5 separate regions of the Homo sapiens genome follow, and all the other regions are linked to region 1. The links are chromatin loops, found by intact Hi-C in ENCODE. Cell type or tissue: Calu3. All regions are shown on one strand. Region 1 holds the start of MAMLD1 (mastermind like domain containing 1). Region 2 has its middle 13 kb from the start of MTMR1. Region 3 has its middle 72 kb from the start of MIR2114. Region 4 has its middle 64 kb from the start of MIR2114. Region 5 has its middle 27 kb from the start of MIR2114.

What was found. Peaks named below come from ENCODE experiments on the same cell type or tissue, not always from the same donor. Only the 100,000 strongest peaks of a DNase experiment are listed, where the experiment ranks them.
Region 2: a loop joins it to region 1, with 4 times the contacts of the local background. A loop is called at or near these places in 22 of 110 quality-filtered maps.
Region 3: it touches region 1 in a loop (2.4-fold over the local background); 7 of 110 quality-filtered maps call a loop at or near these places.
Region 4: a loop joins it to region 1, with 3 times the contacts of the local background. A loop is called at or near these places in 6 of 110 quality-filtered maps.
Region 5: a loop joins it to region 1, with 2.5 times the contacts of the local background. A loop is called at or near these places in 24 of 110 quality-filtered maps.

The regions. Positions count from the first base shown.
Region 1 is chrX:150,362,628-150,367,627 of GRCh38, forward strand. It overlaps MAMLD1 (mastermind like domain containing 1), which reads left to right and starts at 690. Exons shown (of 8, transcript NM_005491.5): 1 at 690-903. In Calu3, a CTCF peak has its summit at 2,909; DNase peaks (open chromatin) are centred at 644, 1,324, 2,894, 3,484 and 2 weaker places.
Region 2 is chrX:150,678,125-150,683,124 of GRCh38, forward strand. No RefSeq gene overlaps it. Among named protein-coding and RNA genes, the nearest start is that of MTMR1, 13 kb to the right of the region's middle. In Calu3, a CTCF peak has its summit at 3,007; a DNase peak (open chromatin) is centred at 3,047.
Region 3 is chrX:150,153,261-150,158,260 of GRCh38, forward strand. No RefSeq gene overlaps it. Among named protein-coding and RNA genes, the nearest start is that of MIR2114, 72 kb to the right of the region's middle. In Calu3, no CTCF peak of the experiment used is centred here; a DNase peak (open chromatin) is centred at 2,331.
Region 4 is chrX:150,289,658-150,294,657 of GRCh38, forward strand. No RefSeq gene overlaps it. Among named protein-coding and RNA genes, the nearest start is that of MIR2114, 64 kb to the left of the region's middle. In Calu3, no CTCF peak of the experiment used is centred here; no DNase peak of the experiment used is centred here.
Region 5 is chrX:150,198,766-150,203,765 of GRCh38, forward strand. No RefSeq gene overlaps it. Among named protein-coding and RNA genes, the nearest start is that of MIR2114, 27 kb to the right of the region's middle. In Calu3, no CTCF peak of the experiment used is centred here; a DNase peak (open chromatin) is centred at 2,366.

The DNA.
Region 1 (5,000 bases):
TTGGCTCTCCGTGCTCGCTCTTCGTGTGTCCCGGCCACGCACGGCTCACCAGCTCGTTTTCCCCAGACGCGGAAAGTCTACCTTCGGCGTGCGGGTTTCCCAAGCGCGCCGGGCCCCGCCTGCGGCCCTCCGGCGGGCTCTGTCTGCTGGAGGCGCTCCGCTAACCCTGCTGTCGCCTCTTTCCACCAGCGCACCGCCTAGGCAAGCCAGCTGACGCCGGGGGCACAGACCACCCTCCACTGAGTGCGGAGCAGCCAAGGTGAGTGCACCGATGCCCCTTCCGCCCCTCCGATCCCTCCCCAGCTGCCCTGGTTCGAGCCGACTGGAGAAATGAGGCTGCAACAGCGAAGCCAGCCTGCGGCCGCTTTCTCCTCTAAAGACTGGTGGGAGGGCCCGGGAGGCCCCTCGGGCGGCCGCAGCTCTTTGGCTGCCCGCTGCCCCATCCCGGAGTGGAAACCCTGAGTTTCCAGGCTTCGGGCTGGCGGGGTCGCGGGCAGGGCAGCGCGGCTTCCCCTTTAAGGCCGGAGCCGCTCGTCGCCGTGAGTGTGAGGGTGTGTGAGTGTGCGGCGTGCGTGTCTCCTCCTCCCCGAGTGACACAGCAGTGAGAAATGCCTATCAGTAACTTAAACCCCCGAAACTCCACCTTCCGGGCGCGCGGCGCGGAGCCGGGCGGTGGGAATGGAGCGAGCAGATTGAGGCCGCCACTGCAGCGCCGCCAGCATGAACTTGGCCGCGAGCTGAAGCGGCCGGCGGCGGGCGGGCGCGGGGGCACCGGCCGCTAGCCAGGGGGTGATCTGCAACAGGGCTGGGTTCCTTGGCGGCCGCCTGAGTCCAGGCTGCCCGCGCCGGCGGCCGCCCGCCCCTCGGACACTGCCCCCGCCGCCGCCGGAGCTCTGCAGCACGGTAAGGCTGAGGGCGGGTGCAGGAAGTCTGACTGTTCTGGGGGTTCCGGGGTACACTTGTAGCCCCCAGTTATGGTCCCCATCGCTGAGGATCGGGGTCCCAGGGGTGCTTCGAGTCGGTAGACCCTAAAGTTTGCTCTGAGCACACGGCCCACCTGGCGCTGCGGGCGGCCACCCCCTTCTCGAACCAGCCCGGCTGGGCTGGGCGCAGCTCGAAACGCCGGAGACCACGGCCTTTGGCTCGGCGCCCGTCGGGCGTCTGAAATCCGGCGGGGACAGCCACGTACCGGGGAGGAAAGGTAGAAGGGCGCAAGCTCCTCGGGCTACGCTGGGCTACTGGGAGGCTCCCACTCTGTCCCAGCACCCCCGGGTCGCTTGCAGCCTGGGTGTCACCGGCGACGGTGCCTTCACATGCCAGCTGCCTGAGCCCAGGCCAGTAGGCAGTGGGCGCTGGATGAAGGATTTCCCCACCCCAACGCTGTTTGCCGCCTCTGAGCGAGAGTGTGGAGTGTGCGCGCCGAATCCGCTGCCCTGCACTCCCTCCCCTGCCAACTCCTGGGAAGCGCAGCCCGGAGCTGAGCTGGTGTTCAGGGCAGCCCGGACTGGGTTCCTGCGGAGCAGCCCCGGCGCCCCTGCGTCAGAGTCCGCGCTTCAGGTTCCCCAGCATCCGCGCGACGACAGAGCTGGGCGCCCGGCGCCGGCTAGCGCGGGCGGGAAGCCCCCCGGAGCGCCGCCAAATACTTTTCTCGGCCAGTTGGCTTGGCCAGGCTCCGTCCCAATGCAGTGTGTCCGAAGCCTCCTGGAAAGCTGGAGATGTCGTCTGATTCTGATCCGTGATTAAATTCGGACTGAGCAGACACTAATAGGATTAGCCTGCCAGAAAGCTCGGCCCTGAAGCCATCGGAACCTGTGCAAACACGCGCCTCGGGCTGGAGCATTCACTCCCGCCCCGCCGCGCTTCTGCAGCTGGGTGCGGCTGACCTGGGCACCCGGAGTGTGGGTGTGTGTGAGCGGGCGGGAGCACAGCGTGGCTGGGGGACGTGGGGAGAAGGGGCTGCTTTTGCTGGGGTGGCTTGTCGTTGTTGTTTGGCACCACGGTGCCCCCCGGGGGCGCGGTCCCCACGGTGAACGTGCTGCTCACGGGTAGGCAAACCCAGGCCGGCTCCGGGACATTGTCTGCAAGGGCGAGCGAGCCGAGCTTACTAGAGGCGGCTGCGCTGGAACAAAGGCGCAAAGTCTCCCTGAGACCAAGCAATTTTGAAAGAGTTGGCTAGGGAGAGGGCCTGGGTCTCCCGGGGTAGACCCCCGCGGGAATTGCGCCGCCCCCAGCGGCCCCGGCCCGCGCCTGGGGAATTGTGTTCCCTGGTTGCGGTGAGCCGGCGAGCGACATCGCAGCGGCGCGGCCCAGCTCTTGGCAGGCGTGGGTTGCCGCCCGAGTGCCCACCGGCCGGGCGGGGTCGACCGTGCACCCGCCGGGGCTTCCCGGCCGCCACCGCAGCTCTGGGCCCCTGGAGGCCGCGCAGCTTCTTTCCTTCCCTCCCTCCCACCTCTTCTTGTCTTTATAGATCCCCCCTCCCTCCCACCCCCGCCGCCGCCGCCGCCAACAATCCGCTTTATAAAAAGCCCCTTTGTTTCCCAGGAGGCTGGAGAGAGGGAAGGGGAAAAGGGACGCAGAGGCAGAGGGCGGGGGCGGCTGTCTCCAAGTGGTTTCGAGCCGCTCGGGACAGGAGGGCAAGTGTAGGCGATGGGGGAGGGGGCTGTGTTTCGAGGACCCTCTGTGGGAACCCACGAAGGCGCACGGAGCCTCAGCCCCGGCCCTCGCTGCACGCCCGGCCTGCCAGCCCTGGACACCCTAAATCCTGGCGGCCGGGACGGCCGAGTGGACTGCACTGCGAGCTGGCGGGCGCGCGCAGAGGCCCTAGGCTGCAAGCGCTCCGCGGGGTGGGCAGACGCGACTCGCCGATGCGCTCGCCGGGCTCGGGCATAGGGGGCGCCCTTTCCTTGGTTTCGCTTTGCAGCGGGCGCCCCTCGCCGCCGGAGCTCAGGGCAGCTGTCGCGCCCGCCGGTGGCTAAGACGGAGGCGGCAGCTCGGAGGCTTAGGCCACCCGCGTCTGGCTACACGCCTCATTTCTTCCCGCGCCCTCCTGCCACACCCTCCGCCCCACCACACACAAGGGCTCAAACTCTCCGAGCGCCCTTTGTTTGGAGGCGCGGAGGCAGTGGGAGCCGCCACCTCCGGGGTTCGTGTAGCCTAGGCGGGCAGTGAGGATGAGCGTGCTACTCTGGACTGCGCGCTGGCCTGCTGCCTCTGCACCTAACCCAGCGCCTGACACTAAAGCTGCCAGCTTTAGTTAGATTGACCATTTAGCGGGTCCTTGTCCCTTATAACTGCCCCCCTAAAACTTTCGAGAACCAGGGCTTGCACTGAGGAATGTCAAATATAATGTTAGAAGTAACCTTTCGCCATTCTGTTGGCCTGCTCCGCCCCTGTGCCCCAAAGTGGTCGGTGTCTCTCATAGAGTTTGTTCGGGAAGGGAATACTGAAAAGAAAAAAGTGACAAATAAGGAAAGTGGGCGGGGCCCAGGCTCAGGCTGGTGGGTCTCCCAAGCGAAGTCAGATTCCACCCGCTCTCTGGCCGCCTCCGCCCCTCCTACTTCCATTTAATCTGATGTCGACGTTTTATTTGTGCCTTTTTGCATATCTTTCTCCTACTCCCCTCCCCTCCCATCTCTGGAGGTTATTGATAAGTGCTGCTCAAACATTTGTTCTCTGCGTCTTTGGAGTAGAAGATGAAGCGTTAACACCCTCAACGCGCATACACACATCCCAAATGCGCGCATACACACATCCCAACTGCATCTAAAACCACAAGAAAGTAATCAAAGGGTAAACTACTGGTTCTGCCTTCTCCTCCCTCCTTTGTGCTTCTCTTCTGGAGCAAGATCATTGGAAAATAAAGCTGCTGATGTGCGAGATGGAACATATGGTGCCTCCATAAGAGAGAAGCTGAAATGGCCTTGAACCTGCCGGACAGACCAGCTGTTTGCTGCCAGCCAGAGCAGCTAATCAGCTTCTTCCCCTTAAAGTAACAGCCCTCTTTTCACTTCATGACCAGTTTGCATATTAAATAGGATATTCTCCAGAGGGGAAAAGTGATGGGCTCCTATACTGCTTTGTGCTTGGTGGTTCTCCAATGCCTGCTCCCTGCTCTGGGGGCCGCCCTGCCCTCTCCCGGTGCCTGCCTGCGATGTGCGAGTGTTTCTTTCAGTACTGAAGTAAGAATGTTGCTCAAAGTGGAACTTGGGACAGACGAGGCAGGAAAAAAGAAAGAAAGAGGTGGGGCTGAGAGATTTCCAGATGCCTGGGAGGAAATCTCTCTGTTTTGTTCAGCTTCGGAAAAAACTAGCATTCTTTCCCCCCTTTCCCCCTTTAAAAATATCACAAAGAGCTGAAGCTTTTCCTTACAAGATCTCCTTAAAAATCATCCTCTTCCGGCTGTGACCATTTTCAGTTTTTCTTCAGTACAATGTGTTGGGGTGGGGGGTGGGGAAGAGTTTGGCGTTGGAAGAAGAAAGCCTTTAGGAGATACAAGGAAATTCCATGTTAGGAAATCATTAGCAAAGGGTGACTTCGTCTGTTTTCCTGCCACTGACGCTGACAGTGACACAGATGTGTGGGTTGAAATAGGAACGTCATTGAATTTTTACACTCCACCAGGAAATACCCTGTTTCTGGGGTGGGGGTGGGGTCTACAGATTCACTGCAACTTAAGGTAGGAGATTCACTACTGTCAATCCTTTTTACTAAGGAAAGGGATTTTTTTAGCTTAGCCAGCATGTTTAATGTATTTTCTTCCCTTTTAAATTGATCACCTAAAGGCATAAAATGCACCTGTTAATGGATGGTCCCTAGGAAACTCAATTACTATTTGGGGTTATGAAAGGGAATAAACTGGTCTTAGACAAGTGGCTCTTCTGAAAATAGCTGGACTATGCCTCTTCTTTAAAGGAGCCTCAATATACAGTAAAACCTTTTTTTATTATTGCACTTTAAGTTCTAGGGTACATGTGCACAACGTGCAGGTTTGTTACATATGT
Region 2 (5,000 bases), 320 kb after region 1:
ATATATACTATGTTTCTTTCCTATATACACATAACTATGATAAAGTTTAATTTATAAATTAGACACAGTAAGAAATTAACAGTAGTTAATAACAAAATAGAACAATTATAACAATATGCTGTGATAAAAATTACATAACTGTGTTCTCTCCCTTTCTCTCCCACTCTTCCCCTCTTGAAATACTGTAATATTTTCAGACCATTGTTTATCATGGGTAACTGAAACCATGGAAAGAGAAACCTCAGGTAAGGGGGGAACCACTGTATACAATATTATTCCATTCATATAAGTTCAAAAACAAACTAAATTCATGTTTTGGGATGTATGTGTGGTAAAACAGCAAAGAAAAGCAAAGAAACCATCACCATAGAAGGGAACACTATGAGCAGAAGCAAATGGTGCATTAAGTAGGATGCAGCATTTGTGGAACTCAAAGCAAGCAGGTATTCCTGAGTCGTAATGTGAACGGGCCTGGCAAAAGATGACTGAGACGCAGGCAGGGGCAAGTCATGGAGTGCCTTGGGGGTCATGGGTGGGAGATGGATTTTAGGGTGGCAAGGCTGGGGACAGAAAGGCAAGTTTGAGGCTGATGTAGTTGACCAGATGGGGAGAACTGAGCCTGGAATAGAGACAAGTAGAGATGGAGATTGAAAAAAAAATTTTTTTTTAAGTTTGTGACTGAAAAAAAGAGACAAGAAAGAAGTCAAAGATGGTACTGAAGTTGCTGGTGGCTGCAATTGGTTGGCAAGTGGTATAATTTTCAGAAATAGAGGATATCAGGAGAGGATCGAGTCTAGAGCAATGCTGAGGCCAGTTTGGGATATGCTGAATGTGAGGAGAACAGGTGTCCAAGATGTGGTTAAGTTTAGCTCTGAAGCTCACAAAAGAAGTCGGAAACACAGATTTGGGGATAAAACTATGGAAGTAGATGACATTGCCCATGCAAGTAAATGGAGAAAAGTGGCACGCCCCAACTCCAGATTGTACGGGACAGACAGAGGAAGAGGAGACTTGGGATGAGATGGAGAAGGAAGGTCAGATAAGTGCAGAAGCAAACAGTTGCATCATGGAAGGTAAAAGAAGGATAATTTCAAGGAGTGAGTGCTTAGCATGGGAGATCTGGTGAATCAAGGATAAAAAAAAATGTCCAGTCAATTTGGAAAGTAAGACGTCCCTGGAGGACATTCGCAAGAGCTCTTTCATTGAGGCAGAAGTCAAAGAACAGCGAGTTAAAAGTCACCAGCCAGGATTCTAGCTCAAGCAGCTAAGGGGTGCAAAAGGCCGGAAGCGCACCCAGTTTGAGAAACTATTATTTTGGCACCAGGGTCTGCTTTAGCACCACTAAGCTGCAAAAAGATGCGATGGCCTGTGTTCTAGGTCCTAGGGCAAGGGCCGTGTAACAGTGAAGAGAAAAGAGAAACTGAAGAGGAATAGCCCCACCTCCTGCAGTCATTTATTCAACAAGTACCTGTGAGCCCTATCAGTTTAAATGCGACTTGATTATGGCACTCTTCCCCAGTGCCCCTCCCTTCAATACTATCTTAGGTCCCAGCGCTCTATGCTCCCTCAGGGCCTTATACCTCTCCTACTATTGCACTTGCCATACTTTGTTGAAATGAATGTCTTTCTTTTTCACTGCACTCTAAGCTGCCTTGTTTTTAGCTACAATGCCCAATAGGCTGCCTGGCACATGGTAGGTGCAAAATATATATATTTATTTGAATGCATGAATTAGTGAGTGAATGCACGAAGGGTACACAAGAGTGGGATTCTCTTTCTAGAGGGTTTGCTATAATGAAAGGTGAGAGTGGGGGGAGGGGGAGGATAGCATTAGGAGATATACCTAATGCTAAATGACGAGTTAATGGGTGCAGCACACCAACATGGCATATGTATACATACGTAACAAACCTGAACGTTGTGCACATGTACCCTAAAACTTAAAGTATAATAATAATAAAATTTAAAAATAAATAAATAATAAAAAAGATTGACAGTAAAAAAAAAAAAGAAAGAAAGGCGAGAGATTGGATAATAACTGTTGAGAAATGAGACAGACAGAATGGGCTTTTGAAAGGAAGAGACTTTCTTGGGATCATACATCGGGAAGAAGCCAGTGGCGAATGAGAGATTGCATAGAGAAGAGGGAGCTGTTACCTGATTGAACAAGGCCTCAGAGTGGGGAAGAGCCCAAGGACACAGAGGGGGATTTGCTTTGCACAACAGAAAGGACTCCTCTTCCTCAGCAACTAGAGAAGAGGAGGGTGGGTGCAGATGAAGAAACACTGATGGAGGGAATAATGGTTCCTCAAAGATGTCCATGTCCTAATCTCCAGAACCTGTGAATATGTGAGGTTACATAGCAAAGGGGAATTAAGGTAGCAGATAGAATTAAGGTTGTGATACTAGCTGACCCTTATATGAGGAGATCATCTGGATTATTGAGGTGAACCCAATGTCATTACAAGGCTCTTTAAAAGTGGAAGCTGGAGGTGGAAGAGACTTCAGAGTCATAGCCATGCCATGAGAGAAAGACGACTGGCCATGCTGGCTTTGAAGATGGAGCAAGGGGCCAGGAGCCAAGGACCGCGCAGCCTCTAGAAGCTGGAAAAGACAGGGAACAGATTTTTCTCTAAAGCCTCCAGAAGGAACACAGCCCTGCCCACACCTTGAGTTTAGCCCAGTGAGACCTGGGTTGGACTTTCATCCCCAGAAATAATAAATGATTAATATAATATTAATAATAATTAGTGAGATAATAAATGTATGTTGTTGAAGCCACTAAGCTTGGGTAATCTGTTACAGCAACCATAGGGTATGAACACAAGGGGGAATTTGAGGGAGTTCATGCCTGATTACCTCGACGTTCTTACACACTCCCACTATACCCACGATAGCAGAGGCCTGTAAGGAAAACTGTTTGGCCCAGAGCAGAGGAGAGGGAAGAAGATTCAAATGTCCCTGAGAAGTGGTGCTCACTAGCAGGCTTTCCAGTATAGTTCAAATTCACTTCACCTCAGTAGTTCAAAAATCCTCAGGCACCAGTCTTGTGGTGCCCCCAGGTGCCTGGTGGAAGCAAATGCTCTATGGAGGAACACACCTTTATCGCAGCCTCTAAGAATTCTCGCAAATCATTTTTCAAAGAAATTGAACATCTCTCAGTGAAAAATAGCAGACAGAAAGCCTTCAGCGAACATCAATAGAAACAAAAAAGCAGAAAACGACTTGTAAGACTTCAGATTATTCAAATTATCAGACACAAGCAGTCATTCTGCTGCAGTTGGCTTATATAGGTTGGTCAGAGACAACTGTGAGCATCTCTTCCTAATTCTGTATTCAGTGATGTCAAGGTGGTACTTTGAAATCGGCCAAGCTGGGAAGAGTTACACCACAGAAATGAGCAAATGCTACAAATAAAGGCTTTGTCTTTCTTCAGAGAGCTGATAATTAAAAATGTACTAGAACATTGCTGGAGGCAGATTATAAAAATGAATATGAAAATTATCTTTAAAGAAATAAAATCTAGGTGATCTTGACTTTGACAATGAGTGTTTAGATATAAAGCTCAAACACAATCTTTGAAAGAAAAAATTAACAAAATGGGCCACATTAAAATTTAAAACTTCTGTGAAAAATACTTAAGAGAATGACAAGACAAGTTGCAGATTGGGAAGAAATCTTTGCAAAACACATATTCGATAAGGACTGTTATCCAAAATATAAAAAGAACCCTTCAAACTCAACAATAAACACAACACAATTTAAAAATGGCCAAAAGACTAACAGACACCTCACCAAGGAAGATCTACAGATGGCAAATAAGCATATGACAACATGCTTCACATCGTATGTCATCAGGGAAATGCAAATTAAGACAGCAATGAGATACCACTACACACCTATTAGAATGGCCAAATCCAAAGCACCAACGACATGAAATACTGGTGAGAATGTGGAGCAACAGGGCCGGGCGCGGTGGCTCACGCCTGTAATCCCAGCACTTTGGGAGGCCGAGGCGGGCGGATCACGAGGTCAGGAGATCGAGACCATCCTGGCCAACACGGTGAAACCCCGTCTCTACTAAAAATACAAAAAAATTAGCCGGGCATGCTGGCGGGTGCCTGTGGTCCCAGCTACTCGGGAGGCTGAGGCAGGAGAATGGCGTGAACCCGGGAGGTGGAGCTTGCAGTGAGCCGAGATCGCACCACTGCACTCCAGCCTGGGCGACAGAGCAAGACTCCGTCTCAAAAAAAAAAAAAAAAAAAAAAAAAAAAAGAGAATGTGGAGCAACAGAAACTCCCATTCATTGCTGGTGGGAATGCAAAATGGCACGGACACTTTGGAAGACAGTTTAGTTTCTTACAAAGCTAGACATAGCCTTACCATATGACCCAGCAACCATGCTCCTTGGCATTTATCCAAATGAATTGAAAACTTATGTCTAGGCAAATCCTTCACACAAACGTTTCCAGCAGATGCCCCATGTTTGTCACTTAGTTGCCACAAGTTGGTAGCAGTGAAAATCTTCTTCAATAGGTGAATGGGTAAACAAAACTATGGTACATTCAGACAATGAAATGTTATTCAGCACTAAAAGGAAATGAGCCTATCAAGCCATTAAAACACATGGAGGAAACTTAAGTGCATATTGCTAAGTGAAAGAAGCCAATGTGAAAAGGCTATATACTGTATGATTCCAACTATGTGACATTCTGGAAAAGGCAAAACTGTAGAGACAGTAAAAAGGCCAGTGGTTGCCAGGGGTTCAGGGAGAGGGAGGGAGGAAAAGAGGGAGGGATGAGTATGTGGAGCACCGGGGATTTTTAGAGCACTGAAACCAGAAACCATTGTTTATGATACTATAATGGTGGATACATGCCATTACCATGTATTTGTCAAAACCCATAGAATGTACAACACAAAGAATGAACCCTAATGTAAACGGTGGACTTGAGTTAATAATAATGTGTCAATATTGGGTCATCAATTGTAACTTGTGT
Region 3 (5,000 bases), 210 kb before region 1:
GAACTCCTGCTATAAATATGCTTCTGCATCCTTCCCACACCTCCTGATCCTGCGCAGGTCATTCTTCTCTCTCAAGTGCCATATGTGTGTGAATGTGGCAATACCCACCCCCGTCCCCACCCATGCATGGTCTTCTCGAGTGGTCCAATTTTCTTGCCTATCTTGTCTTACTGTGGAGTTTATCTTCAACTTTCACTGCAGCTGAAAAGTAAAAAGCTTTACTAGAGGAGCATTTACACAAACTAAGAGAGTAATTGGAGCCTCTTTTTGGATACCGCTTCTGACAGTGGTTATACAAAAGTTAGGTGGAGTGAACTGCCCATGGCTGAGAACCAAATCGAAATACAATTGATACTTGAGAGGCTATAAAAGGATTCCCCATGTCCAGCCCAAGGAAAAGAGGACTGAAGCTAATTTTTTAAGCCAGAAATGCTTCTTAAGTGATGTTGTCTGTCAGGATGAATTCTAGCCATTTGCTGGTATTTAAGAATTTGTGAAGAAATAAAGATCCAGCTTGACCATCGAGGCCTGCCAATTGAGAGCTGGTCTTTTTGCCTTTTTTATAAATCATGGGCAGTGGAAGGGCTGTCATCTGGTCTATGGAGCTTTGAGAGAGGAAAGGAGCATAGAAGGAAAGTGGTGGTTCCTCGGAAAGCCAGCCTGCCTGCTCAGGGACTGCTGAGAGGTTTCCAATGCAGAGCAGATACCAAGCCTTCCAACACCTTCCATTTATGGGGCCTCCTATTCTTCAAATGAAAGGAAGTGGGGGCAGGGAGTAGGGTAAGTATAGGAAAAGTCCTAGGAGAAACCAAATGGATAAATGGGCAAAATGCGCCACTCAGAATCCACTTTCTTAATAGCCTTGAATACAGCAAAAAGGTACAGAGAGTCTTTCTGCAGTTTCAGCTTGTGATAAAGCATATCAGACCTGGCTTTGAATGAGCAATAGCCATTTCTATTACCCTAGTTCTCTCCTCACCTATCCTATCACACATACATACTCCATCCCCATCTTGGCCTCATTTTCAAAAATAGGGTGTGTCCCATTGGAGGTAAAGGGTATAAGGCATCTCACTGTATTATTTCTTACAACTGCATGTGAATCCATTATCTCAATGTAAAAGTTTAAACATAAAGAGAGGTGAAAGAAAGTAGTTTCCAGGCTGGTGGCACCTCAGATCAGCCCCTTCCTTCTCTAGGCCTCAGTTTCCTCCTTTATAAAATGGGACTATTGGAGAAGATGATCTCTGAAGGCCCTTCCAGGTCTGCCGTGCTAGAACACTGGCCAGTGAAAACCTAGGAGAACTCTGAACAACAGCTTTTCTGGGGGCAACCATGGGGTGGGCTGAGCAGAGGCTGCATCTCTGCTTGACAGAGACAAAGAGGTGGCCCAGAAAAAGCAGCATGGCTGTCCAGGGTACCCAGCCTGTCAGCACTAGGCTGAGTCTGGAAATCAGGCCACATGGCTCTGAGTCTGTGCTCTTTACCCCCTTGTGAGTCCCATACAGTCTACAGATGGGCAGGAGTCTTGCTATAGGCATTTTCTCCTGAAGCTTTGTCCCTGCTTTATCCTTGGTGACACAAGGCTGCAGCTCAGGAGGGCAGGAATTGAGCATGGAAACCATGCTGGAAAGAAAGTATGGGATGGTATTGTTCAGCACGATATTGTCTAGCATCTGGGACAAAGCTGTCCCTTTGTCACCAGAAAGCTGCCACAGTAGGGGCAGGTCTTCACCTCAGGGACAAGCTCCCTGGTCCTTCTGTGCATCCTGCCATCAGCTCCAGTGAAGCAAGCTCACTTCCTGTCCTCCCCATAAAGATTGTTTAGTCTGGTACCTCCCTTTCGCCCTGGGAGATGGCTGCCTTCGATTGATTTATCTGGGAAAGTATGTTCAACCTTGCCAGGTCTATTGGAAGTTGCAGAGCATGTGCATTTTAAGCCCTTTGGTAAGAGGGGAAAACAGCAGCCTTACATCCTTTATCACAATCAAGTGTCTTTTAAAGCAGAGATCCCACCATGTGACTATTGATTTTGCACTGGAGCTAGCATTTGGTGAGGCTGTCTGAGATAGTCCTCACTTGCCCATCTTCCCCCTTCTCCACCTGCCTCTTCTTTGCAGCAGCATGCAGGGTAGCTAGGAGATACATTATGGAAAGGCACCTGAGCACCAGGCTGCTCAGAGGAACCCCAAGGAGTGCCTCTTCCCTTCTGCCCTAAGAGTAGATGGATGGGGCTCCCTGTCTTCACCGGGATAGCCATGGCATGGCTCCTATGAATCAGAGGCCATCCTACTGCCCTCAGAGGCCCCACCCAGGACTGGGGAAAACTGGCAGGGTGCCCAGTGCTCTGTCTGCTAGTGGAGCCTGCAGCCTCTGGGATGAGGGCAGGCAGGAAGAGGCAGGCAGACAGGGCTCAAGCTGATGAGCTGAGACCTTTGGAGACATAGGTTGCTGCATTCACCAAGGACCCTTTCCTCTGCACGGTCAAAACAGCTGATAACAGTGTGACTTCCCCCCAAAAAGCAACAGAGGCCAGCATGATGTCATCCATGTCTGGGGTTGGCGGTGGGGGGCGGGGGCTCCACATGTTTGGGCTATTTTTGTGATCAACAGTAAAAAGCCCTGCATTAGTCATGTCATGCACAGAAATCTGTCTCATTTCACTCCCGAATCCTCTCTTATTAATGCAATAAATGAAAGGGGGCTCTGGAAAGAACTCCTGAATTTGGCTTCTCTGGTGGTCAGGGCCCAACATTCCCTCAGCCCCCAGCCCCTGGCTCACTTACTTGCTCCACCATCCACCATTGGATTGCTCCACCATTTCACCAACATTTCCTGTGTCCAAATCTGAGCCCAAAACTGGGAGAAGGGGCTAAGGATTGGGCCTTGTCCTTGAGGAGCCCACCATCTATGAGGAGGCACCCTGGAGAGGGGCTGGTGGGGGCAGGGGAGGTGAGAGTGGTCTCTCCCCTCTTCTCAGAGTGTGCTCACTCAGCTAGCAGCTGCTGAATGAAAGAGGGCAAGGAATGCCTTAACACTGAGCTTTTCAAACACTGCAAGACCTGGTACCCTTTTCTATCCAGTGTCTGTGCTGACAGACCCCGGATTTAAAAAAAAAAAAAAAAAAAAAAAAAAAAAAAAAAAAAAAAAAAAAAAAACTACTGCTTGGGAGGCTTTTACTGCTTTTTGGTCTATGGAGTTATTTCTAGATTGGGAGGCACAAGTCTAGACTGAGCTGGTCTGTTGCTAGTTTAAGAGCCCTGAATCCGCAATTGAGTTTTTAAAAGTAAAGCATCTTGGTTACAGAGCGCATATTCCTTCAGTTCCTAAGAGCTGCATGACAGACTGCTTATATTAAGAAAGAAAAGGCAAACAAGAGTCTGTTGACTATAAATGTTCAAAGCAACTGGCAGGATCATCTCTTGCCAAGATGCAGCCTGAGAGGGACCAGTGGCTGGGAGTGAGGGCTGTGCTGTCCCAACTGGTGCAATGGCTAATCCTACCCATGACCTGGCACACCACCTAACTGCCCGAACAGGGAAACAGACCAGACAGCTCGCACCTCAGGAGATGCCCCGTGAGCACCTATCTTTCCCTTCACCTAATCTGATACCATTGTATCCTTTCCTCCCTGCTCTGTTCATTTGGGATTTTGTTGGGGTCCTCGGTGAAGAAGGTACCTCTTTGAGGATTTTTCTAGAATGCTTCTGAAGGCAGCATCAGCAGCATGTACTAGCCACAATGGTTACTATTCATTCATTGAGCACCTGCAGTGTCCCAAGAACTCAACTATTGTCCTGGTAATATCTCTTAAGGGTTGTGAGTCTAAAAATCTTAAATCATTTAAAATTAATTGCAATAAGTAAATAGATACAAATTTGACATAATTTTAGACTTAGAGAAGTTGCAAAAATAGGACAAATCGTTCACATATACTTTTGTCCAGCTCCCTTAATGTTACAGAAACTTACATAACTTTGGTACAATTATCAAAAACAGATAATCAACATTGATACAATACTATAAACTACAGGCCTTAGGATTGTGATTCTATTATTGCCCTTTTACACATGAGAAAACTGAGGCTTAGAGAAGTGAAGTGACTTGACCAAAGGTTCCACTCCCAGGAAGTGGGGGAGCTGAGATTGAAACTCAGGGTTGCCTGCCCATTCTGTCCTCTATAGCACATTGCTTCAGCCAGTGACAGCTGGCGATTGTGTCTCTGGTTCTTGTTTAAACACCATTAGCAGCTGTATCAGTTTCCTACTGCTGGAGGTAAAAAATTACCATGCACTTTAGTGGCTTAAAACAACACAGCATTTATTATTTTATACTTCTGGAGGTCAGAAGTCCAAAATGAATTTCACCGGGCTAAAATCAAGGTGTCAGCAAGATTGTGTTCCTTCTGGAAGCTCTCAAGGAGAAGCTGTTCCCTTTCCTTTTCCAGCTTCTAGAAGCCACTGCATTTGTTAGTTTGTGCCGCATCACTCTGACCCCTGCTTCCATCATCGCATCTCCTTCTCTGACTCCCTCTTAAACCTTTGAAGGATTCTTGTGATTACACTGAGCCCACCCAGAAAAGCCAGGATAATCTCCCTATTTTAAGATCTTTAACCAAATCACACCTGCAGATTCACCTTTGCTATATAAGGTAACATTCACAGGTTTGGAGACTTAGGATGGGGACATCTTTGAAGGCCAATTATTCAGCCTGCTAGAGTCATACATAAACTCAAGGATAAGAAGGTGGATGTCAGAGAAACAAGGCATCTCATGCCTGGTTCAGGCTGGGTACCAAGGCATGTCCAATCCCTTGGTAGCATAGGATGACAAGAGAAGAAAAAAGAAGGTAAGTTCTGGTGAACAGAGTACTAAAACCAAAATGTACTACTTGAAAAGAAAGTAAGACATAAAGTAAGAAAGTAGGTTTCCACCATGACAGTCAACATCCTGGGGTGGGTGATGGGGGGAGCAAGGGCAGTCACAGCTGGAGAGGTGGG
Region 4 (5,000 bases), 73 kb before region 1:
GTGGTGATGGTTACAGGAATGTACACATGTGATCAAATGGCATAGAACTATACACACATTGTACCAATATCAAATTCCTAGTTTTGATATTGTACTATAGTTACATTTCATGTAACAACTGAGGAAAACTGGGTTAAAGGTACACAATACCATGCTGTAGTATCTTTGTAACTTCCTGTGAATCTATATTTCAAAATTTGAAGTTGAAAAGAAAAAAAGTAGGCTCCAAGATGTGTTAGAGTGGAAAGAATGTGGGCTTTGAGGTTAACCAGTCCTGGATTTGAAGCCTGTCTTGTCTTCCTAGTAGCCAGGTGTGAACTTGGGCTACCAAGTTATTTCATTTGTCTGAGCCTTGGTTTCCTGCTCTTTAAAATGGGGCTAATAATATGGCCTATTCCACAGGGTTTCAGGGAGGATCCAATAAGACGATGTATGTGAAAGTGCTTGGCTCAGGGCCTGGCCCATAATAAATGTTCAAGGAAATGAGCTACCTAATGGTGGCCTGATTTATTATGACTTCACACTTGTTTCATTTGTCCTGATATGAAAGCAATTCTATGCCTGGCCTTCCTCTCTCCACCAGACAAAAAGCACCTTAGGTGTAGTGAGTGTGCAACATTTGGTTTCATGGCCTGTTTCCCAGGCCATAGCCTAGGCTCTGCCCTGAGGCACATCCAACAGAGACCTGGACTACAGGCACTGCCAAGGGTGGCTTCTCCAGTAGGTAAACTCTATTCCTGTAGCATGGCTCCTGTGTGGATGAGTGAGGAGCTCTGTAGCAGGGACACATGGACACAACCTGGCATAAAACATCTGCTTTCACAAGTTCCCTCAGAATATGCACCCCATGACTTTGTTGGGCCCCATTAATCACGGCAGCGTTTCAAATTGCGTGTCGGAAAATGCACAGTGATAACAGATGTTATTGGAATGTTTTCATGAGGGATGGTTGGGAGTAAAAAATAATCCCACTTTCATTACTGTGGTCATTTTGCTTCCCCCACCCTACTTTTGCTCAAAAATACCACTTTTCCCTCAAGAGCCCTTCACTGGCCTTGAAGGTCTTCCCTATCAAGACTTCAACCTGCTTCCCTCCATCTGCTGATACTCCCCTTCTCACACACCTACTCTCCACTCTGGACAAAAGGAACTGCTCCATCTTCCACAAGTTACCCACTCCAGGCTTTGCCCAGGTTGCTCCCTAGTCCCAGATTTCTTTCCCTGCACGCTCTATGCTCTGCCCAGGCCTGATTCCTGTCCTTCCTTCTAGGCTCTCTCCTACCAGCTCTTCCCCACTCCCCTAACATCTGGCTGGGGTCTGTACCAACTTGTGCTTATGGATCCTTATGCTTTCTTCAGCCCCGCCCCCTGACCTGGTGAGCTTCTGGGCGCCTAGTCACTTCTTAGTGAATGTTTGCTGAATAAGTGCTCAATGCTCATGGCTTGCATACAATGAAGAGTGGCCTGAGCCCTGCCAGCCAGCAACTGTGCTTGCAGTGTCCCCACTTACGCTGTGGAAGATGGAGACTTTCCAGTCAACATGAAGGAGGAGCAAAGGCCTGAGAGTGTGAACTCTGTCATTGGTTTGGCAGCCACCCAGGATGCCCCTGGCCAGGAGGTGGCTGGGCAACTCTGGGCTCACAGACAGCCATTGAGCAAGCCTCATAAAGACGGTCTGTGTCCATAGGCCTGACACATCTGGGCCGGGTGCTTGCAAAGCCAGTTGATATGCTGGAGGGCACAGACAGTTTCCTGTGAGTTGTTATGGCCAAAGACCTATCCCTACCCCCACCTCTTTAAGCTTCAGCCAGACTTAAAGATATTCTGTTTGGCTGGTGTGGGCTGAGAGGCAGTAGATGGGGAAAGAGCACTTGACTGAGAGTCTGAAAATCTAGATTCAGTATGCAGCTCTAACTCATAAGGACTTTTTGGAAAACACATCTAACATGTCATGATCACAACCAAATTAACAATGATTCCTTATGAATCCATACTAAAATTATTTGATTTGAATCAGTGCAAACAAGGTTCTCATACTGCCTGTCTCTTTTAGTCAATAACACTCCCTACACTCTAACTTTTTGAACTTTCTATTATGGAAATATAGAATTATAGAGTATAAAATGGTATTATCAATCCCTTCTGAAGCATAACTACATCATTATTAGTATACCTGAAATAATTTATTACTCCTTAATGGTAAAAGAATAAGTGCTTTCCCCCTAAGGTCAGGAACAAGGCAAGTCTTCCAGATTTCAGCACTTTTACTCAGCATAGAACTGGAAGTCCTAGCAACTGTAATAAGGCAAGAAAAGGAAATAAAGGTATACAGATTGGAAATGAAGAAATAAAACTTCCTGTACTTGCAGATGACATGATCATCTCTATAGAAAATTCCAAAGCATCACTAAAAATATTCAAGATCTACTAAGTCAATTCAGCAAGGGTGTAGAATACAAGACCAACATACCCCAAAATTTAATAACACTTTTATACACTAACAATAAATATGTAGAAACCAAAATTCAAAACACAATACCATTAATAATCGCTCCAAAGAAAATGAAATACTTAGGTATAACCTTAAGAAAACACGCATCAGTATGCCAAAATTTACAAAAAGTTGACGAAGGAAATCAAATAACACCTAAACAAATGGAGAGATAAATCATCCCTATTCTTGGGTTAAAAGACTCAAGATAATAAAGATTTCAATTCTTATGTAATTGATACACAGATTTAGCATAATTCCTATCAAAATACCAGCAAGGTTTACTTGTAGATCTATACAAGCTTATTTTACAATTTACATGGAATGGCACAGGTTTAAATTAGCTAAAACAATCTTGTCAAAAAAGAATAAAGTTGAAGGTATCACTCTACCCAATATTAAGGTTGAGTTTATAGCTCCAGTAATTAAGACAACTCAGGATTAGTGGAGGGACAGATACATAGACCAGTGGAACAGAATGAAGAACTGAGAAATAGAAAGAACCATAATAGAACCACCCTTTGATTTTTGACAAAATTGCAAAAGCAATTCAACAGAGGAAGGTTTGTCTTTCAGCAAGTGATGCTGAAGCAATTCAATATCCATAAGCCAAAAAAAAAAAAAAACCCACGTTGACCTAAATCTCACAGGTAATGTAAAAATTAACTCAAAATGGATCATAAAATTAATTGTGAAATGTAAAACTATAAAACTCAGAAAAAAACAACACAAGAAAAAATCTTCAAGATTTAGGACTAGGCAGGGAGTTCTTAGCCATTACTCCAAAAGCATGTCCCATAAAAAGAAAACTAGATAAATTAGACTACATCAAAATGAAAAAATCTTGCTCTGAGAAAGACCCTATGAAAATGATCAAACAAGTTACAGACAGGGAGAAATTCTTTGAAAACTACAGTTTTGAGAACTCCTTATATATTCTAGATACAAGTTCTTTGACAGTAAAAAACAATTCAATTAGAAAATGGGCAAAAGACATAAAGATGTATTTCACTGAAGAAAATCCACAGATGGCAAATAAACACATGAAAAGATGCTCAACATTGTTAGTTATCAATGAATGCACGTTGTAACCACGATGGGATACCTTACACACTTATCAGAATGGCTAAAATTTTTTTTTAACGGAACAAAGCAGAACGGTCTGAAGGACTGAGAACCAGGAATATTGAGGGTAGGAGATCAACGTCTCAGCTCGAGCAGTCAGGCAGCATGAACTCACCCGTTCCACCTTTTTTGCTCTATTCTGGTCCTCAATGGATTAGATCATGCCCACCCACACTGGCAAAGACAATTCATTTCCTTGGTCTACTCATTCACATGCTAATTTCTCCTGGAAACAGCCCTACAGACACAACTAGAAATAATGTTTAACCAAATATCTGGCCATCTCGTGATCCAGTCAAGTTGACACAGAAAATTAACCATCTAGACCTGGAAAGTGATCTTAACCTTGCTTGATTAGCAAACACAACTACAACTTAACATGGTCTATTTCTTATAACGTCCATCTCAGAGAAAAGTGAAACTTAAGCTCAATCAATTGGAAGCCACCAACTAACCTATAATTATCTAACTTGGGATTTCCCAATGAGATAGACCAAACAAGGCAACTATACACATGTAACCAATCAAATATTTTCTTTGGCTTACTTCTGTGTTTACCCTGTAAAACATTCTCCCCACTCCTTCAGTAGAGCCCTAACCACTTTCTGTTTGGTGCTACCTGATTCATGAATCAATGTTTGCTCAAATAAACTCTTAAATTTTTGTTTTAAAAAAGGAACAACACTAGGTTGGCAATTATGTGGATAAACTGGATCACTTGTAAATGGCAATTAGAATATAAAATGATATAGCTATTCTGGAGAACAGATTGGCAATTGCTTATAAAGCTAAACTACCATATGTAGTTTATGTATGCAAATGCCATATAACTAAACAATTGCACTCCTGGACATTTATTCTAGGGGAAGGAAAGCCTATGTTCTCACAAAAATCGGTTTATGAATGTTCATAGAAGTTTTACTTATAATAGCCAAAATTGGAATCAGCCCAGATATCATTCAGTGGGAATGGTTAAACAAGCTGTGATACATCCACATGCTGGAATACTACTCAGCAATAAAAAGAAGCAAACAATTAATACACACAACAACCTGGTTGCAGCTCCAGAGAATTATAATGAGTGAAAAAGCCAATCATGATTGGGCTAAGGGATGCCCAGATATCTGGTTAAACACTATTTCTGGGTGGGTCTGTGAGGGTGTTTCTGAAACAGATTAGCATTTGAATTGGTGGGCTAAGCAAAACAAGTGGCCCTCCCTAATGTAGGTGGGCATCATCCAATCCATTTAGGGCCCACATAGAACAAAAAAGCGGAGGAATGTTTAACTTGCCTGATTGCTTGCGCTGGAACATCAATTATCTCTTGGCTTTGACACTCTTGGTTCTTGGGCCTTTTGACCTGGACTGGAATCTACACTGTCAG
Region 5 (5,000 bases), 160 kb before region 1:
GATATCCTCCATAGGCCACTGATGACTTAGATGTCCCCTTCGATGGGAGAAGAAAATCTGGGGTGGAGGGGCAAGCCACCAGCAAAAGGTAGTAAGTCAGAGCTGCCAAAGAGCCAGTAGCCCCTGGGCTGTCTTCATACAGGCTCAGTTCTGAAAACAATAGCCCTGAACCCTCTTGGTCTAGTCACTCCAGTGACTATGATTCAAAAACAACTGGCAGTTGGTGGTGTACTCCGGGCAGTAAAAGCAGTCAAAACCACAGAAGTTGCCCTGGAGCTTCAGAGTGACCTCTTAGCACCACTTCTCATATGCTTTTAAAATTCTGATTATATTATTCACAGCTCCTCAATGGCTCTTTACTCCTAAGCATTCAGAGGCTCCTATAGAGGTAGAGATGGCAGAAGGGGCCATGAAGGGTTCTGACAGGAGGTGACTTGGTCCACACTTAGTTTGGAGGGATTTACTGGGAGCCATTCAGGCGGCCTGCAGGCAAGGGCCTGGAGCCGCTGGAGACCCTGGGCGTGGTGTGGTTTACAAATCCAATACAGAGATGAGCAGATTGTGCTTCTGGGTGGTGGCCTGCCTGTGAGGGGAGGGAAGGTGGCCTTGGCCAGAGTCTGGACAGCCTGAGGCCTTCTTGCAGCTGCTCCCCCACCTCCCCATCTCCCAAAGCTGCCGTTGGCCTAATATCCTGTTCTCTGCCCAGAGACTAGCCCCCTGTGAGGAGAGCTATGTGAGGACAGCGTCTCTGTTGGAGTCTGGGCCTGGGGGCCCAAGGTTTGGCCCAACTCTGCCTTCTTCCCTGGAGATACCCATTCTTGCAGCCCCCTCTCCCCTGAGTCCACAGTGGCCACATATTTGGATTCTAGCCCACAATTCAACCTTCCATCAAGAGGAGGGAGCAGTGTCTAGCAGCTGCAAAGCTCCCAAGGGCAGGCCAAGGCTAGGAGGCCTCAGGTTGCTGGGCCTGGGGAACCCAGGTTTGTGAAAATGCCCCCACCCTACCTGTTGTCAGCCTTGTCACTCCCTCTGGGGGTCCCTCAAGCTACAAAGCTCTCTTTGGATGTTTCTGGTCTTCTGTGTGCCTGCTCGGCACTAGATCAGAATGGCTCTCTACAAAGCAGCTTCTCTCCTGTAGCTGCCTCTGCCAGCCTCCCCCTGACCCTGGGAATTTGTGTTCTCTCCAGCTTTTTCTCACAGTTTTTTGCCCTAAGACTGGCTCATCTTTGTGGAGTTGCCTTCCCGGGGGCATGGTTGGAGCTTGGCAGAGCAGCCATGGCTTGAAGCCAGCAGGTCTAGTGGAGTTTCTCCTCTGCCATAAAGAACAGGAAGACTGTTGCAAAGATCCCTTTCTGTACAGCCTCTCACTTAAGCATCATTGAAATCCTAAGTCAGATACTAATGGGATTCTCATTTCATGGAGGAGCAGACCACGCCTGAGAGAGGGTGGCTGGACTGCCCAAGATGGTGCGGAGGTAGAAATGGATGGGGAACCCAGAGCCTTCAAACTCCCAACCACATCAAGGTGCTGCTTAGCTCCCCTCTGGGAACACAGCCCTCAACAAAGAGTGGGCCTCCTCCCTGCTCTAAACAAAAACCCAGCAGATGGTGGAGCAGGTTTGCTGGAAGCCTCAGCTTAGGCCTCAGTCCATTAGGACCACCCTAAATGGGGAGGTGATGTCTTTGGGTGCATATTGCAGAATGTGTGGCAACTCCAGTAGAAGAAACTCTGAGCTCAGTAGCACAGGTGGCCCTATCCTCAGGCCCTCTACAGTGCTGCAGCCACAAGCGCCCAGCGCTCCACTCCCAGTAGACCCTGCCCCTGGGCCTGCCACCATTCTCCATGGCTGACAGGCTGAAGGCTGAGCTTCTAAGCCACCCTGCCCCACAGTATGTCCCACTACTCCCACTGGGTGGGTACCCAGGATAGGTGTTCAGGGAACAGAAAGTGAGCTTATTCCTCCTTCAAGGAACTTCTTGGAACTTGCCCAGTGAAAACTGTTCAGAATTCTGAAGAATTCTAGAATTCTAGTACCAAAGTCTGGGAGATGGACAGGGCCCTCAGAGCAGCTTGTGCAGATTCTCCAAGGCGGGGTGAGCATCAGCGGCACTGGGGCTGCTGAATACACTGCAGATTTCCTGGGCTCCATGCCAGAGCCACTAAATCAGAATCTCAGGGTCGGAGCAGGGGTGGGAGTGTAGCCAGCTGCATTTTTGAAAGGGATCCACAGGTGGTTCAGATAGACTCTACAGGCTGGGGAAGTGAAGGCCCCAGATCACACATTGAGTCATCACAGACTGGGACCGGAACTGTGGTCCCTGCCTCCCACTGTGGGGCTCTCTCTCCTATGTCATCAGACCTAGCTGGCTGTCAAGGCTGCCAAGGCTGAGGAGCTATGTCCATGAGTCACTTGCTGACAACACTCATCCTGCCTTGAGGGCATGAGTCATAGCAGACCACAGCTGAGGATGGGCAGCTCCAAAGATGTCAATGGGAGACGGTGGGGATGCCTCATCTATCCTGCTGTCCTAATACTGGGTGCTCGGTGCCCTGGAGCAGGAAGAGTCCCAAGATGGAACCGCCAGTGCCTCTTGGGCAAGAGAGCCCAGTCTTTCAGAAGGAAACCTGCACAACTTCAGTTCAGTCTTCCATCTGGTGCTGTGGATCCAAACATACTGTTTTTCCAGCCCTCAGCCAGGAACCGGAGTCACTCCAGTGAACGGGCCAGATGCAGCACCTGCCCTCAGGAAACTGCAAGAAGCAAGAAGCCCATCACTGGGATGAGGCGCACCAAGGGGCAGTGCAAGATGATGCTCTGGGCATGCCAGTAGGGGCTCAGCCAAAAGATGGAGGGGAGCACGGAGGCCACTCGCAGGCAGAAGGAACTGTGTGTGCACATGAGGAAGGGGAGGCCCAGGTGGCTGGTGCCAGAGTGGAAGTGGAGGGCCAGGGACCATTCAGTGCGGCCGGGAGTGGGGCAGGGCCTTGGAGGCCCAGTAAGGATGCTTTGTTTTTTTTTTCAGAAACATGGAAAAAGGGCCGATAGGTATGTGAAAAGATGCACAACATCACTAGTCATTAGGTAAATGCAAATGATAGCCACAATGAGATACCACCTCACACCCACTAGGGTAAAAAAAAAAAAAAAAAAAAAAAAAAGAACAACACATGCACAGAAAATAACAAGTGTTGGCAAGGATGTACAGAAATTGGAACGCTTGTACATTGCTAGTGGGAATGCAAAATGGTACAGCCACTGGGAAAACAGTTTGGCAGTTCCTCAGAAAAACATAGGATGACTATATGACCCAGGAATTCCACTCCTGGGTACATACATAGCCAAGAGAATTGGAAACAGTTTTCCCCACAATGAATGTCTATCACAGATTCACGATAGCCAAAAGGTAGGGACAACCTAAAATGTCCATTGATGACGAATGGATAAACAAAATGCACTATGTCCACATAATGGAATATCAATTCAGCAATAAAGAAGAATAAAGTACTGATCCATGCTACAACACTGATGAACCTCAGAAACATGATGCTAAGTGAAAGAAGCCAGTCACAAAAGACCACATGTTGTATAACTCCATTTATATGAAATATCCAGAATAGGCAAATCCACAGAGGCAGAAAGCAGATTAATGGTTGTCAGGAGCTTGGAGAAGGAAAAATGGGAGAGTGACTGCTTAATGGGTATAGGCTTTCTTTTGGGGGTGATAAAAGTGTTCTGCAATTACATGGTGATTGTTGCATAATGTTGTCAATGTAATTAATGCCTAAGTATACTGAATTGTACACTAAAAATATGAACTGACAAATTTTATCACACACAGAGACACACACATATACCACAATAAAAAGTGAGGGGACCGATGGGAAGACCAGTTGAGAGTTCAAAGCAGTGGACGGAAGGCTGAACAGAAGGGCATGCAGGTTCCTGCCAGTTCTGAGACTTTGGTGCCTCCCTCTCCCTTTTGCGCACTGAGCACTCTAGCCAGCTTCGTTATCTGTACAGCAGGCCTGAGCATGACTTTCCTCCCCTACTCACTGTTGGGCTCCCATAAGACAATACGTGGAAGCCCTGGCACATAATAGATGAGCAGCCAATGCCAGCTCTGTTCCCTGTGAGGGGCGACGTGCTGTGGTGTTCCTTAGAGTCACACTGCGTGGCTCTTATCCTGATTTGGTCACTACTTAGCTATATGGCCATGAGTAGATCACTTCCTCCCTCAGAGTTGCCACATCCTTGTACGTAGAATACAGCCGGTCACATTCCTGTCTTCCTTTTAGTCCCTCTTGTGAAATTGTGCCAGACTGAGGCCTCTCTACCCTGGAGCCAGGAAGCACAGTTTTCTCTCAGAGCACAAAGCTCTGCCTTGGCTCGGTCCCTTGGGGAAGTTGGGAAGGACCTGATGCCTAAGACTTCCCAGAGGTCTCCAGATGGGTCCTCTTCATTCAATATGACAATGCCCTCTGTTGTTGGCCTGGGAAATCACTGAGAAGAAAATCAGAAGCAAGTACAGCCTCCTTTCTTGAAAAGTGTTAATGAAACTGTTAACTTTTACATCTGGTTCTGTGCTGTTGTCCTAAGCCTATTTATTAGTATATCATGTAATGTGGTTCTAGAAGGGCAAATATGAGAACACGGGGAATCCCTGAGTGTCTGTTCCTGAATCCTTTCTCCCCACTTCCTCTTCCTACTGACCAATTGGTCTCTATTCTTTTATGGTCTTCATTTCTGACTTTCCGCTGCCTCATCAGCCTGCAGCCTCAACATTTTGGTCTCTAAAATGGGTTTCATGTGAAGGTGAAAGGAGTGAGGCTTAGCCCAGTATGTGGCTTGTAATAAGTGCTTAACAAAGGTTAGCTATAATTACAATTATTTAAAATAATTTTAAAAAGTGCTGATTTTTTCTCATGGACATTGTTTTTTCCCACATAATTGATCATCTAAATTGTAAGACTGTGATTTTTCCACAACACTCAATAGACT